Linked DNA regions of Homo sapiens: region 2 is linked to region 1. Evidence: read pairs that join two places in POLR2A ChIA-PET (ENCODE). Cell type or tissue: Panc1. All regions are shown on one strand. Each heading gives the region's core, and the rest is flanking DNA. Links, peaks and the distances in the headings are about the cores only.

Region 1 (4,939 bases), core at 1,594-4,093:
TAATTATTTACTGAGTGAATCAATGTTTTTCTTTCAACATATCTTTTTAGAATTATTTGCCACTTATTAGAAATAGTTAATATAAATAATTATATTATTAGATGTTGCTGTGCTTCAAAATTTGATACTAAGAGCTTGCACTATAAAAAGTTTTGCTTAATCCGTGTTAACTTATCACAGGAATTTAATATCCCACTGACTTGTGTGTGTCTGTGTTCCCTGTGGGATTTCATTTCTATTAATAAGTTTGTTTACTGGACTACTTTTTGCCCCCAACATTTCGTGTGGTCGGTTTTAAATTTGACACTGCTGGATATGAAGGAGTCAAGTCATTAAGAACTCAAACTGCTTTAGAACATGGTAATTATGCTCCAAGTGGAATGAACCGTGGATCCATCTGACTTTAATAAATCCATTCTTGAAAAGAAATCTCTTCTCCCTGAGATATATAATTAATGTAACATGAAGTCTAAAACTAAATTTCTCCCCAGAAATTCCAGGTGAAAATTTCAGGACACTTTTTACCCTAGAATTTTGATTCTTCGTCACATAGGCAGACAGATTCTTACTAAGTATGCACAAATGCTTAACGGGCCCAAGAGACTTTGACTTCCTTAAGGTTTTCTAAATGGTTGCTCTCTCAAATGCATGTTCATGTTACTGTTTCCTTTTGTGAGCAAGCCCTCCCTCCACAGCTCCCTCTCAATCCAGCCTTTCAGCTGCAGGATTGTAAAGAACTGAGGATTCCCCAATGTGAGAATTGACCAAGAGTTTATATACCCCACTACCTTTTATAGGTTGTGGGAGCCATTCGTCTCAAAAGGAGAACAGCGCCCTGGTGTCTTTGTGAGTTTGCATCAAGGGCTCCTCACTGAACAGAATGTTTGCTAGAAAAAGACATGCAGATTGGTTAGCTAGTTTTTTTCCATGAAGATTTCCCCCCACCCCAACTTTTTATTTTGAAAATTTTCAAGCCTACAGAAAAGTTGAAAGCACAGTTCAATGAACACCCATAAACCTTTCACAAAGATTAATCAGTTGTTAACATTTGTCATGTCCCAAAGAACATTTTCTACCTCTTTACATATCTGTATGTGTGTGCTTACAAATATAGAAACAGGGTCTTGCTATATTGCCCAGGCTGGAGTGTAGTGGCAATTCAGAGCCCCAAGCATGGCTCACTACAGTCCCAAACTCCTGAGCTCAAAAGATCCATGATCTTCACCTTCCTGAGTAGCTAAGACTACAGGCATGTGCCACACACCCAGCGTGTGTCTGTGTGTGTATGTGTGTGTGTTATTGAACCATTTGAAAGTAAGTTGCAGGAATCATGATGCTATACCCTTAAATACTTACTCTTATTTGTCCTAAAAAAAAGGATACTTTCCTACATAGTTATAATATCATTGTCATACCCAAGAAACTTTCCTTTGATTCAATAACATTATCTAATATACAGTCCACAATCACATTTCCCCAGTTGTTCTATAATGTATTTTACAGTTGGGTTTTTTTAGGGGAGTGCCTATCTGTATTCATTCAAGATTCATGCATTGCATTTAGTTATCATGTACATTTAGTCTCTTTTAATCTAATTCTACCTACCTCCAGCCCTGCCTTTTTGGTTTTGCTCTGTCCTTTCAAGTTTTTTGAAGAGTTTAGGGCAGTTGTCTGGCAGAATGTGCCCTAATCTGGTTTTATGTGATTGTTTCCTTGTGATTCAATTCTGCTTAAGCAATTTTGGCAAGAATGATACAATGAGATGCTGTTCCCATGAACTTTGAATAAACTCAAGGACAGGGATTTTACCAAGCCTGAGTGATCAGATTCAAAGAGGCTTAAAAAAAAAGGCATTTTTGAAGATGAGAATTTAGTAAGTATATGGCTCTTCATAGCAGGGTGAGATGTCCCAAGCAAAATGAAAAAATGGAGCTTCTAAGATTAGTGTCCAAGATTATTCATGACTTGAAAGAGGCCCTTGTTATGTCAAATCTAGCAACCTTTGTTGAATCATCAGGACTGAGATTTGGGCAGAGTCAACCTCTGCTGTTGTAAAGTGGATAATTACTAACTTGGTGCAATTTCAGGAATGCAGAGGCCACTCTTCCCCACTCAGCTACACTGCCTCCATTATGGGAGTGGTGACGCCTGTCTGCTATTATTAAAGATCAGAGCTGCTCTCTAATGACTATCTACTATATGTCAGGCCTTGTGCTTAGTGGTTTATTAATCTGTTCCTTACAAAAACCTCATGAGGTAAACATTATTATTCCCATTTCCTAGGTGGGAAAGTGAGGCTTAACAATGTAACTTCCCCAAGGACCCAAGCAGCTAATTTAAGATGTGAACCAAAATCTCCCTCCATAACTAAAGTTCCATAATTCCATGTTCCATGTGATGCTCCTCTATTCCCCAGTCCCAGTCTTACCTCATTCCCTAAATGGCTTTTCCTTCTCTCTCTAGAGCATACATTACACTGGACATCTGATTACCCCATTTTATGCCAATAGATCCTTCTACAAATGCTAACCATTATTGTGTGTGCCAGGTCCAGTTTGTGCCAGGCACCTTGCTGAATGCTCTACACACCCAAACTCATTTACTCTTCCCAAGAACCCCAGAAGGAAGGTGTGCATCAGTAATGTCCTGTGACCACTCTGATAGTAGATGGCAGAAAGAGAATCTGAACCAGATCTGACTTCAAGCCTGAGTTCCTAACAAAGATAGGAAGAACAAGGCAACCCCGGATGATACAGTAGCCAGACACTTGCTAGTAAAGGCCAGAACACTGACTCACTAAGCTCTGAACTCCTCTGCCCCCATGCTGCCAGGGGCACAACCCCAACAGACTGCCCAGCACACTGCCCTAATGGCCATTGACTCATCTGCTCCAACGAGCAAGTCACTGCACAAAACTCCTCCCCCACAGAAAGGTGTTGGTCCTCCGGCATTCAGAAAGAACCAGGAGCCAACATACCACTCACAGGAAGAAAACGCACACACTGTCTCTATTTGTTATTCCTCCTACACAAACTCTTTAAAATGATTGAGTTTAATAAAGGAAGATGTTTCCCTGCAGCTGTAGAGAGGAAATGTTCTAAAGTAAAAATCAGAACACAGTCTGACTAGGATCACTATGCCTATAGCAAGGATGTCCTCAAGCGGGGAAAATGAACTCGGCTAAATGCATCCAGTCTGTTCCTCTGGCCCTTCTAATGAGCAGGACCTGCAGAAGGCGAGGAAGGTTATGGTCGCACCCATAAACACCTCTTGGAGGCACCTGCCTTATCCATGCCCCGTTCTTTCACAAGTGCACCCCACTCCCGACCCCACTTCCCTGACAAAGCTGACAGCACCAACAGTAGACGCCTGTTAGGGCATCTTTCCTAGATTCTCTCCTAGAGACTGGTATTTAGCAATTCCTGCTCTTGAAGGTTCTTGAACTTAGAGCAGTAGAAAGGCCAGGAGGAAAAGCCAGTCTTGGCTGAGCAGAATAAAGCAGCCTCAGTGAGAGATGAGATGAGAGACAGACACGAGCCCAGGTGGACCCGTCACAGCCCCGTCTCAACACCGCCCAGTGAATCTATCACACATGCCTAGTACATTTGTCTCCCCATTTCCAAAATGAACATTCTCCTCTCTTGAAACCCCAGCCCACCCATGCCCGCCCTACCCTTCCTTTGAGTCCTGAATTGTATTCCTTATTGCCTTCTCCGGGACTCCTCTGTCATAATTATGCCCCCTCATGGATTATTCCCATGAACATAGAGTAATACTGCCCATCTTTTAAAAACAACCTCCAGCTGGGCACCATGGCTCATGCCTGTAATCCCAGCACTTTGGGAGGCTGAGGCAGGTGGATCACTTGAGGCCAGGAGTTAGAGACCAGCCTGGCCAACATGGTGAAACCCCATCTCTACTAAAAATACAAAAATTAGCCAAGTGTGGTAGCACAAGCCTGTAAACCCAGCTACTCAGTAGGCTGAGGCAGGAGAATCGCTTGAACCCTAGAGGTGGAGGTTGCAGTGAGCCAAAATCGTGCCACTGCACTCCAGCCTGGGTGACAGAGAGAGACTCCATCTTAAAACAAACAAACAAACAAAAACACACACAAACAACCTCCCTTTTCCACACATTTTCTTCTAGCCTCCACTTCATTTTCTGCTCCTCTTCAAAGCAAAGAGTTGTCTCTATTTACCACCTTCACATTTTAAAAAATTTTCTATTCTGTCTTCAGTCCACTTTAGCCAAGCTTCTTTCCCAATCACCTTGTTGAAGTCAAAATTAAAATATAGAGACAAATCTCTACAAGTAATGTTTTCTTTGGCAAGAAAGGATCCCAATGTGGGGTGTACACACAGTCTGGTTGGTTTTTGGTATGTCCAAAGAACAAATAGAAGGTTGGGGATTTTATAAAAAAGAGAGAGGATTGTTATGTGTGGTCCTGAAAGAAAGTTCATTGTGATTAGCAAAGATTTGGGGAGCTGGCAAGCTCCAATTGGTGGGCGAGGGTGGTGGGCAAAGTTAGTCCTAGAATTGCAGCAAGTTATCTTAGCAGCTGTAGATAAAACTGGTTTCAGGTTACAACCAGCAGTTTCAGCTGCTGGGCTTGCAGAAAGTAACATTTCTAGAGCAAGTTGAGCATGACAAGAATGACCCAATTCATATGATCAACTTTCACGACCCCATGAAGACTGGTGTCATTAAGGTTACTAATGGCTTTGATGTTTGCCTAATCTAAGGATCACACACTAGTCCTTTCTCACTTGGATGGCCTGCAGCATTTGACAAAATGATGATCATTTTCTCCCATGCAAGATTTGCATGACACTCCCTTCTCCTGGCCTTCCTTCTCCTTTTCTGCCTCCTTTTCCATCGCCTTTACTGTGTCCATCTTCTCTTGTTCTCCAAATATTGAGGGAAGGGAGAGTGAGGCAGG
Region 2 (4,939 bases), core at 1,440-3,939, 520 kb after region 1:
ACTCGCCCTCTCACAGTTCCTATGTTCTGTTTTTTTCTAGCACTGACTGTTCTTTTTCTCTATTTTCTCATGTATAAAGGTGGGGTTAATGAAAGAGGTACATACTTCGTAGAGTTGTTAAGAGGATTAAACTAGTTACTATTTAGAAGAGTATCTGGAGCATGATATTGCTCTCAAATATAGCTTTATTGTTATATCATTCTTTACTACCTGAAATTGTCCTGCTTAGTTATATGCTAGTTTATTGTCTTTCACTTATTGCTAGTGTCAGCCTTTTGCAAGCAAGGACAGCATTTACATATCTTTTTTACAGCTCATCCGTATTCCTAGTGTGTTGTCATACACAGTAGGTCCTTGACAAGTACTCGTAAAGTCAATAAATGAAAGGCAGGAATATTTATTTTGAACAGGCCAGAAAAAACATTAGTAACATTAAATTAAAGCTTGCGAAAGTTGAATGGATTGTAAAAGATTGTTTAGTTGTTCAAAATGGGTTTTGGATTTTTGATCCAGAAGCATTCTGTTCCAGGACACTGAAAGAACCCAGGGATAATTCATTGTTAATTTTTATTTTTATGGAATTTTGAAGAGTGAGAAATTGTTGGAATTATGAAGACAGGTAAATGACATTCTGATTTTCGAGAGTGAGGAATGTGGGCTTAAAAACTGTAGACTAGGAGCTTTATGCTACTTGTGGGCAGAATTCTAGAATGGGTTATTAAAAGGATGATTTGTGAATGCTTAGGACAGTGTTGTTTAGTGGGAAAGTGGAGCACCCTTAGAGAAAAGAGGCCTGGAGAAATGAATTGATTTTTTTTTTCAGGTGACTACTGAGCTTGGTGGCAGAATTGAGAATAAAGACTCCCTGACTTCAGACCAGTGTTCTCTCTGTTCCAGTAGTGTTTTCAATCTGGGACCATAGAGCTGCTCAAATTCAAGCAAAATAGAATCTTTTTTGTGTGTGTCTTTATTTTGAAGATCGTTTTTTTTTAAAGCCATTTTCAAAAACAGTTTTTCAGTTGGGGTACATTGACCTCTGAAAGTTCTAGGACACAGTCTCAGGAGCCCATGAGATTTAGTTCTCCTTCCCACCACTTCAAAAGAGGTCTGTGCGGTACTCTAGGTTCAGAAACTTGGCACCATGATATTTTGCCAGTTTATCTTATTAACTGAATGCTGTCTGTAGTGACTCTGCAGAAAACAGTGTTATGTTCTTCTGTCAGACTTGTGCTGTTCAATATGGTTGCACGTAGCTATGTGTGGCCATTGAGCGTGAAAATGTGACTCCTGTAAGTTGATTATAGACTACCATGTAATATAGTCACCCCTCAGTGTCCGAGGGGTATTGGTTCCAGGACCCCCTGCACATACCAAAATCCACAGATGCTCAAGTTCCTCATATAAAAATGGCATCGTATTTTTATGTGATCTACATACAGCCTCCTGTATACTTTAAATCATCTCTGGATAATTTATAATACCTAATACAATATAAATGCTTTGTAAATAGTTGTTATATTGTTTGTTTGTTTTCTTAACGTTTTTTTTAATGGTTGTATTGTTATTGTTTATTTAAAAAATATTTTCAATTCAAGGTTGGCTGAATCTGCATATACAGAACCTGGGGATACAGAGGGCTGACTATATCATACACATTAGATTTCAAAGACTTAGTATGAAAAAATAATGTAAATATCTCATGATTTATTTTGAATATCTGTTGAAATGATATTTTTGATATATTGGGTTACATAAAATATATTAAAATTAATTTCATCTGGCTTTTCCTTTTTAAAACGTGGCTACTAGACAATTTAAAATTATATATGTGACTGGCATTCATTAGAACTTGACACCTCTCTCAGGAGGAAAGGTGGAAGGAACTGGTGGATATCACTGTGCAGATGAGGTGATATGACAGCTGCCTTCAGCTCTTTGGATGGCTCTCATTCGTAAAAGAGATTCTTTCTGTTCTGTGTTTCTCAAAAGGTCGAACGAAGACATAGAAAAAGCAAGTTAATGTAAGATAGACCCTTCTAAAATAGTTGTCCAAAGAAAATATAGGCTCCTTCTAGAGATAATGAATTCCTTGTCACTATACATAATTCAAGAAGAGGCTAAATAGCTGCTTAATGAGGTTGTTTAGAGGGAGATCAGGTGGTTAAAAGTAATGCCTTTCCAATCCTGAGAATTTGTGACTTGATGAAATTGGGCAAAGGGCTGATTTTACAGCTACATGAAATAAATGGATTCCGTGGGCAGGAGAAGAAAGCATTTTATTTCACTCCCTGTGCTTTTCCTTTAAACTTTCACATGAGTATTTTCCAGTTGAGGAGCTTTTGCATTCTTGGTTACAGAAAGATGTTTGATTGTCTAATCCCAGGGAATCTGGTGAACAGTGTATCAGTTAGGAATGTGCTTGGCAACAAGTAAACAAACAAACAAACCAAAGTGACAATGGCAAATAAGTAGAGATTTATTTTAATCCTGTAACAAGAACTCTGGAGGTCAGCTGCTTCTGGCATTGATTCATTGGCTCAAAGGCATCAGAGCGAGTGTCTCTGCTATTCTCTTGGCCTTCCTTTTCCTCGTAGTAGCAAGGCAGTCACAGCTACCAACAGCACATCCGTAAGGCTGGAAGAGGCACGGAAGTTGCTCAGCCCCTACTGCGTCTGTCACTTTTTCTTGGGAAAAGAAGTAGTCTTTCCAGAAATCCTCAACACAATTCCTCTTCTGATTCATTGGGCAGAATTGTCTCATGGCCACTCCTTGGTACAAGGGAGGCTGCAAAGTGAATGTTTGCTCTTCTAGACTCTACGATTGAGACAAGACAGGAGGAGAAGGAGGTTGGGAATGGCATTTGTGTCAGCCAAAAAGAACAGGGTCTGCCGCAGATAGTTTTAGGTGTGACTGAGGGCACCACTCCCAAGTCAAACATCAAGTGCTTGGGAGTTGAGACATCATCCAATGTCCTTTTTTTATTAAAAAAAAAATTCTTTCACTAAGTGGTTTTAGCTGCCATTGATGATTGTAGCCTTGGATGAGTTTTATTAAACAATTCTTTCTTTTTAGAGAAGAAAAAATTGAGGACCCGAGAAGTTAACGCCTTTGATTTCTATTGAAATTACTCATAGGGTAAGAGTGAGAGTTCTTGCTTTGCCCTTTCCACCTTCCTGACTTCATCAGCAAAGAAGAGAATCTTGGTTTTATTTTTCATTATCTGCAAATGATATGTCCATAACAGTAGTTATTTGTCACAAAAATACTTCACAAGAACATTGGTAAACACATACAAATGTTAGCAGTTCTGAACAGGCATTTATTGTAGAGGAACCTGTTTATGATGAGAAATATGAAAGAATTGAGACAGTGGGCCTCTACCATAGAGGAGGGAAGAAACTAGTTGGGTGAAATTTAGTGTTAGGATGTTTTGTCAAAAAACTATTTTTGGGAGGCTGAGGCAGGAGGATGGTTTGAGCCCAGGAGTTCCAGACCAGCCTGGACAACATGGCAAGATTCCATATCTACAAAAATAAATAAATAGAAATTTAAAAAAATTTTTTTCATCTTTAGCATTAATGGCAAATATTTAGAGCTATATTTAATGGAAGTATATGTGAATTGGTGGTATAAACAGATTTTTCCAAACTCTTTTTACTTGTAATTTCTGTGGCTGTAACAACTTTTACTAGCCTCTTAGGAGTTTCTTAAATCCTTTTTCCCCATTTTCTTTGGTCTATGATAAAGAAGTAATCTGAAGTAGAAAAAAATTATTTAGGCTGGGCACAGTGGCTCATGCCTGTAATCCCAGCACTTTGAGAGGCTGAGGCGGGGGGATCGCTTGAGGTCAGGAGTTCGAGATTAGCTTGGCCAACATGGTGAAATACAAAAATACAAAAATTAGCCAGGCGTAGTGGCAGATGCCTGTAATCCAAGCTACTCGGGAGGCTGAGGCATGAGAATCGCTTGAATCCAGGAGGCGGAGGTTGCAGTGAGCTGAGATTGTGCCACTGCACTCTAGCCTGTGTGACAGAGCAAGACTCCACCTCAAAAAAAAAAAAAAGGAAAAAAATTACTTAGATGAGCTAATTTTTGAAGATGGTCTTATAAAGTTTATTTTTTATTAATACACTTTATTTTTTAGAGCAGTTTTAGATTCCCAGCAATATTGGGTGGAAAGTATGAAGAATTGCTATATACTCCCTTCCCCTGCAGATGCACAGCTCCTCCCACTGTCTACAGTTCCCAGGAGAGGTGTGACATTTGTTATCATTGATGAACTTATATTGACACATCGTTATTACCCAAAGTCCATAGTTTACCTTAGGGTTCATTCTTGATATTGTACATCCTATGGGTTGGGACAAATATATAACGACATGTATCCACATTTATGGAATCATACAGAGTATTTTCACTGCCCTAAAAATTCTCTGTGCTCTTGATTGTTCATCCCTCCTTCCACACAACCCCTAGAAACCACTGATTGTTTTACTATCGCCATAGTTTTGCGTTTCTAGACTACTATATCGTTGGAATCATGTAGTGTGTGGCCTTTGCAGATTGGCTTCTTTTACTTGGCAATATGCATTGAAGTTCCCCCCATGTTTTTTCATGACTTAATAGCTCGTTTCCTTTTAGTGCTGAATAATATCCCATTGTCTGGATATCACCGTTTATTTATCCATTCACCTACTGAAGGATATCTTGAATGCTCCAAGTTTTGGCAATTATGAATAAAGCTGCTTATAAACATCTATGTGCAGGTTCCTGTGTGGACATGCATTTTCAGTTCATTTAGGTAAATATCAAGAAGCATGACTGCTGGATCATATTTTAAGAATATGTTTAGTTTTGTGAAGAATTACCAAACTGTCTTCCAAAGTGGCTATACCATTTTGTGTTCCTACCAGCAATAAATGAGAGTTCCTGTTGCATC

Evidence for each region. Peaks named below come from ENCODE experiments on the same cell type or tissue, not always from the same donor. Only the 100,000 strongest peaks of a DNase experiment are listed, where the experiment ranks them.
Region 2: POLR2A ChIA-PET joins it to region 1 with 6 read pairs; 1 of 35 experiments calls an interaction of 5 or more read pairs at or near these places.

What each region holds. Positions count from the first base shown.
Region 1 is chr12:93,195,447-93,200,385 of GRCh38, forward strand. The region is part of intron 3 of LOC643339 (a long non-coding RNA gene); the gene reads right to left. Among named protein-coding and RNA genes, the nearest start is that of LINC02412, 24 kb to the left of the region's middle. In Panc1, for the core only: no CTCF peak of the experiment used is centred there; a DNase peak (open chromatin) is centred at 2,865.
Region 2 is chr12:93,712,083-93,717,021 of GRCh38, forward strand. The region is part of intron 2 of CRADD (CARD and death domain containing adaptor protein); the gene reads left to right. All of the region lies in intron 2 of CRADD-AS1 (CRADD antisense RNA 1), which reads right to left. Among named protein-coding and RNA genes, the nearest start is that of CRADD-AS1, 23 kb to the right of the region's middle. In Panc1, for the core only: no CTCF peak of the experiment used is centred there; a DNase peak (open chromatin) is centred at 2,440; H3K27ac peaks cover 443 bases.